Regions from separate parts of the Homo sapiens genome. Here region 2 is linked to region 1. A link is a loop called in an ENCODE intact Hi-C map of the cell type or tissue named here. Cell type or tissue: B cell. All regions are shown on one strand. Each heading gives the region's core, and the rest is flanking DNA. Links, peaks and the distances in the headings are about the cores only. Region 1 has its middle 31 kb from the start of LINC01108. Region 2 has its middle 27 kb from the start of LINC01108.

Evidence for each region. Peaks named below come from ENCODE experiments on the same cell type or tissue, not always from the same donor. Only the 100,000 strongest peaks of a DNase experiment are listed, where the experiment ranks them.
Region 2: it touches region 1 in a loop (2.2-fold over the local background); 1 of 110 quality-filtered maps calls a loop at or near these places.

What each region holds. Positions count from the first base shown.
Region 1 is chr6:14,253,180-14,256,098 of GRCh38, forward strand. No RefSeq gene overlaps it. Among named protein-coding and RNA genes, the nearest start is that of LINC01108, 31 kb to the right of the region's middle. In B cell, for the core only: no CTCF peak of the experiment used is centred there; a DNase peak (open chromatin) is centred at 1,612; H3K4me3 peaks cover 733 bases; H3K27ac peaks cover 1,883 bases.
Region 2 is chr6:14,311,464-14,314,382 of GRCh38, forward strand. No RefSeq gene overlaps it. Among named protein-coding and RNA genes, the nearest start is that of LINC01108, 27 kb to the left of the region's middle. In B cell, for the core only: no CTCF peak of the experiment used is centred there; DNase peaks (open chromatin) are centred at 1,218 and 1,918; H3K27ac peaks cover 2,282 bases.

The sequences.
Region 1 (2,919 bases), core at 270-2,769:
GTGGAGAGAAGGAGAGCAGGGTCATCTGAACCTGGGTGTCTTCACGGCTCTGTCCTGGCCTCTGCAGAGAGGTCCTTCTTCCTCACCCAGCTCTCTGCCAGGATGCCTTTGTTGCTAACTACTTCTTAGGTTCTGTCTGCCTCTCTCCTCTCTCTTTCTCTCTGCCATGCCTGCACCCTCTTGGGAGCACAGAAAACACATCACTGGCCCAGCACACCCTAGGGGAGAGAGCTTCTGAGAGGCTGCCTCCAGCCTGCCCCCCCAGACACACCTCACGACATTTCCTCTGTACCTGACCTTGCCAGGCATGGTGAAAACAGGTAGGGGGTGGTGAAAACAGGTAGGGGGTGGGTGGGCCTTACTACCCCTCAAGGCTTTCCCTAGGCCCAGGAGGGTGATCCTCTCTGCACTCACGGTATTATTCCTTCTTCTCTTTCCTACAAAACTCAAGAGCCAGGAGCATCTCAGTCTTCCCTCCCTCCCTTCCCATGCTCCTCTCCCTCACTTTCAGACCCAGGGAATCTATCCAGTCCCAGGGTGGGGAAACCTTACATTTATATCATCATATACATTTTATGCTTTGAGTCCCCAAGATCATATTGACTTTCTTCCCCCTCTTTGATCTGGTGCAGTATTGCCCCGAGGCCTGGATGAACAGGACTCCTGCACCAGGCCTTAACCCTTGGGAGACCCTGCACTTTGAAGTATTTTCTGTGAACATTTCTAAGTCCTCTTCAGGTGCTTGAAGCATCCATAGGCCCATTTTTCCTTTCTGGGGAAATATCTGATTCTTTTTTTTTTCTTGGAGAGAGTCTCGCTCTGTTGCCCAGGCTGGAGTACAGTGGCACAATCTCGGCTCACTGCGACCTCCGCCTTTTGGGTTCAAGCAATTCTCCTGCCCCAGTCTCCCGAGTAGCTGGGACTACAGGCACACACCGCCACGCCCAGCTAATTTTTTGTATTTTAGTAGAGACAGGGTTTCACCATGTTGCCCAGGCTGGTCTTAAACTCCTGAGCTCAGGCAATCTGCCCGCCTCGGCTTCCCAAAGTGCTGGGATTATAGGTGTGAGCTGCCGCGCCCGGCCCTGTCTGACTCTTTACTGCCGGGGTCTATCAGATACTTGAAGGGCCCAGACCTCGCACCTATAGGGTCGTCCAAGGCCCCAGTGCTGGGCTTTGGTTCTAGAAGGGTGGACTGCAAGCAGATTCCTCCCACTGGATGAAGCAGAATTTATTTCTCAGAATTCTATGGGATGGGACCGCCATACTGGTGCTGCAGACATGCTGATTTGAGGTGACCCAAACTGTCTATATGGACATTTCCCTGTCCCCTGCAAAAATATGTGCCTGGCAGACAAATTAAGTTTAACAAACTTCAATTGAGCAACGAATGATTTGTGAATTGGGCAGCCCCCAAACCACAATAGGTTCAGAGAGGCTCTAGGCCTGGTTGAAAAAGACTTGTAGAAAGCGAAAGCAAAGTGATGTACAGAAAATGGAAGTGAGATACATAAACAGCTGGATTGGTTACACCTCGGTGTGCGCCTTATTTGAAAAGGGTTTGAGCATTTGGCCACCTGTGATTGGCCGAGAAACTCAGCGATTGGCATGAGAGTAGGTTACAGTCTGTTTACACATTCGGGTAGGTTACAGTTCACTGTGCATGAAGAAACCTTTAGGCTGAACTTAAAATATGTAAGGAGGCATCTTTAAGCTAAACTTAAATTTAACACCCCACGTACCCTCTCGGGTGACTTTGTTCTTGCATCTTCCTCCTTCACTCAGGCGATAAGCATGACATATCGAGCTACTTCTAGAATAAAGGGGAGGGACACGGGTAACAGAAAACACAAGGAAAAAGTACATTAGCAAATTTACCCAAAGATCATACTGCCATTCTCTTGAATTGGCCCAGTATATAGTCAATACTGAGCATCAGAAGACTTGAATTTGGCCGGGTGCAGTGGCTCATGCCTGCAATCCCAGCACTTTGGGAGGCCGAGGCTGTGGGTTACCTGAGGTCAGGAGTTCAAGACTAGTCTGGCCAACATGATGAAACCCCGTCTCTACTAAAAATACAAAAATTAGCTGGGCATAGTGGTGGCCGCCTGTAATCCCACCTGCTCAGGAAGCTGAGGCAGGAGAATCACTTCAACCCGGGAGGCGGAGGTTGCAGTGAGCTGATATTGCGCCGCTACACTCCAGCCTGGGCGACAGAGAAAGACTCCATCTCAAAAAAAAAAAAAAAAAAATTGATTGAGCTCAGGTTAGTTTTAGTCCTGACTCTGCTATTAACCAGCTGTGTGATCCTGGGCAAGATATTTGACCTCTCTGGGCCCGTTTCTTCATCTTTAAAATGAGATGGATGGATGGCTATCTATAATAGATGGATGGGCAGATGAGGGAGGGAAGTTTCCCAGATAGACTGGGGAGGAGGTGGGAGCTGGTGGTTGTCTAGACTCTCTGTCCCTACCTAGTGCTGCAAAAATTCCCATTTGGGCGCTATCATCCCCATCACGCCTCTTTCCCCACTGCTTTGTTTCCAAGAGCAGCTTGGTGAGGTAAATGAAAAGATTGCTCTAAGAGTCAGAAAACCTGAATTTTTCTTCTACAGTGTTTGTTGTGAGCTTTTGGCAATGTAGAAGCTCTCCAGGTGTTACCTTTCTCATCAATAAGATGCAGTTAATGATACGTGTTTCGTGTATCATGGTGTTTTGGGCATCATGTGTGACAGTGTGCATGGAAGCTGCTCTGCAGCCCTGAAGCCCACAGGTAAGGTCGTGTCTTACAAGGCATGACTGGGACTGCTTCTCTTCCATATTCCCCGCTACAGCTGCCCATGGGATTCCTATACAGTGTACACCAAACATTGTTCCAGGTGACTTCACAGCTCCCGAATGAAACTGAGTAACAGAGATC
Region 2 (2,919 bases), core at 207-2,706, 58 kb after region 1:
TGTGCACAGTAAACTAGATTTCACAAGTATCAGAGATTCTTACAGATCTAGCTTCTTAGATTTTACTTTAGACTCTTGCCAGCTTTTCTGAATTTGAAATTGGTCATTTCATAGACTCCCTATACCTCCCCTTTTCGCCTCACCCTGAATTCCCTGCTACTTTCCTGAAGCTTCTGTTGGCCTACTGGGAGATTTGGTTTCTCTGGCGCTGAATCAATTGAAGAATCAGAAATATTTGAGACTGGATGTGATCAGAAACTCTGGCTTTTGAGTTTTAAGTTTTATTAAAACTCATGTATTTATAGGGCACTTTAGTTTTAGAATATTTGGTATCTTCAGCCTCTGTATTTAATTCACACAGCTCTTTTACTGACTGGAGATCATTTCTTTTTGCTCACATTTCTTTATCTTAGAAACAGACGTAATCATACCCAAAGTCTGCTGGTTGCCTGTATCAATTAGGATTATTTTGGTTGTGAGTGACAGTAAACAGCACAACTGGGTTAAGTAAAATGGGATTTTTGACACACATATAATTGAAAAGTCCAGGAAAGGGGCTGGTTTCAGATGCACTGTGATTTAGAAGCTTAGATATCATGATGGCTTGTTTCTCTACTACCCTGGGTTTAGCTCTACTCTCCTCATCAGGGTTGGGACTGCAGCCCCATAGTGCCTTTCTCTGAGCCTCATACCCAATGGAGAAACAGAAATTTGTGATTCCTAGACTTGAATCTCATTAACCTTGATGGGCCAGACTTTGGGTCACATGCACACTCATGAACAAATCACTGTGGACAGGCGGCAGGTAGAGTGTGGTGATTGGATTATCTTAGATTACATGCTTCACTCTCAAGCCTGGGGGATGGAGTTGGCTGAATGAAAACAATATAGACTAAGAGTTGGTGGATATACGCCCAATAATATTAGGGCACTGCTGCCTCTAGATGGGAGAGTGGAGAGTGAGTGGTATAAACAACAAATATCCGCTAAACTACCGCAGAAAAAGGAGCAATAATTGAAAAAAGTAAAGCACTTTGAATCTCTTGAATTAAAAAGCAATATGAATTTACAAGATGCAAACACCCCTTTTTTTTTCATGCTGACATAGGGAGATGGAAGTGGCACGCTATACAAACTAAGTGTTACTTGGCATTTGTCTGAGTGATAGTGTTGTGATTCGATTGACGTGACCGAAACTAAATGTGGAATTGAGAATCTGTTCATGCTATTCTGAGGTCCTCTTTTGCAACTTTATATTTATCAGCATGGGCTATTGTAAGAAACAAGATGGTTGTCATAAATTGATCAACACTCTCTGGTCTTCTGTTGTTCTTGCTTATTATGGACTTTGGGAAGAAGTCAATTAGAGAAGTTCTTTAGCCAGTATCATAATGAGTAATGGGAACATTTACATGATTGCTAATGGCTGAGTTTACACGATGCCTCAAAGCATCAGTGGGGATGTTTGGCAGCAGCACATTATGACGGTGATTATCACTATAAATTAAGTTTATGTTGATATAATTAGCAGTTAAAAGCTAAAGTAATATTTATACTGATACAAGTTCTATCAAAGCCATACCAGTGCAAACAGGCTGTGAATGTTGATATAGTGGGGATAATTTCATCTTGCAAGAGGGGATGTTTCTAGAATTGAGATAGCCTATTGGCATACAGTTGCCCCTCCCACTCCTAGCCAAAAATAGAAAGTATAAACTTGACCAAATTGCTTCACAAATTCAGAATCTATAACTTAGTGCAGCAATCCCCACTGAGGATAAGTAAGATGCATCTTGGTAGTTTAGGCCTTGAATCACTGAACCTGGAAAGAGAGAGAGAGAGAGGGAGGAGGAAGTGAGAAGGCATGGGATGCCTAGGTAACTGGTTGTGAGCACAAGTCCACAATGACAAAGATAGGGTCTTGCCAGACAGGATCATTTGTCACAAGGGAAACCACCTAGGAGGATCGGGAGGTCTCATTAAAAGCACCTGATCATGAGCTCATTGCATGAGCTTTCTTGAGAAACTACAGCTGGGGCCAAGAATTGTGAATCCATAGTCTTCCTTCTCTGCCCTAAGAGGTTGAAGGTTGTAGCAACACTTTACACTTTTGAGGTCACCAGCATCAGATGACAGTTCTTTCCTCAGAGAGTGGGCCAGATCCTCCCGACTCCAGATCCTCAGCACAGTATCTAAGGCTGCCAAGTCACTCTGATTTCTTCTTCACGTCACATGCTTTGCAGGTACAGCCCCTAATCCATAAGACTATCCCCATAGTTGGTGGGATTCTCTCTTCTTTAGGGAAAAGGAAATAGAGTAGAGGAAGGATAAGTGACTTTTAAGAAGCCCCACAGTGAGTAAGTGGTAGAGAAGGTGGTCAGGCGGCCTGAGGCTGGCTGGTTTTGGAGCCATTTTGCCCCAGAAGCATTCATTCAGTCAGCAAATATGTATTTATTCAACACATATTTTTTCAGGGCCTGCCATCTGCCGGGCACTTTTCTAGGAGATATATATATATATATATATATATATATATATATATATATATATATATAAATCAGCGAACTGAATAGGCAAAGACCTCTGTCCTCTGGAAGTCTGTATTTTAGGCCTCTCTCTGGAAGTGTATGATCTAGGGAGGAATCCTAGAATGCTCATTACATGCTTGCTCAAAGCCCTCACCTGCAGGGCTGCTTGTGTTAACATGCTCTCTAGAGGGCTCATGGTGGTCTGATGTCTCTCTACCTGCAAAATATCCAGCAACTTAGCACTTTGAATACAAAAAAGAAAGAAGTTGGTAGTTTTTGCAAATTGAGGGAAGTAGGAAATGATGACAGCAACTGGCCCTCAGTATCCTCTTTGGACAGGGAAAGCTGTTTGTTGTGCCTAAGATGGGAAGAGAAATAACTGGCATCCCAA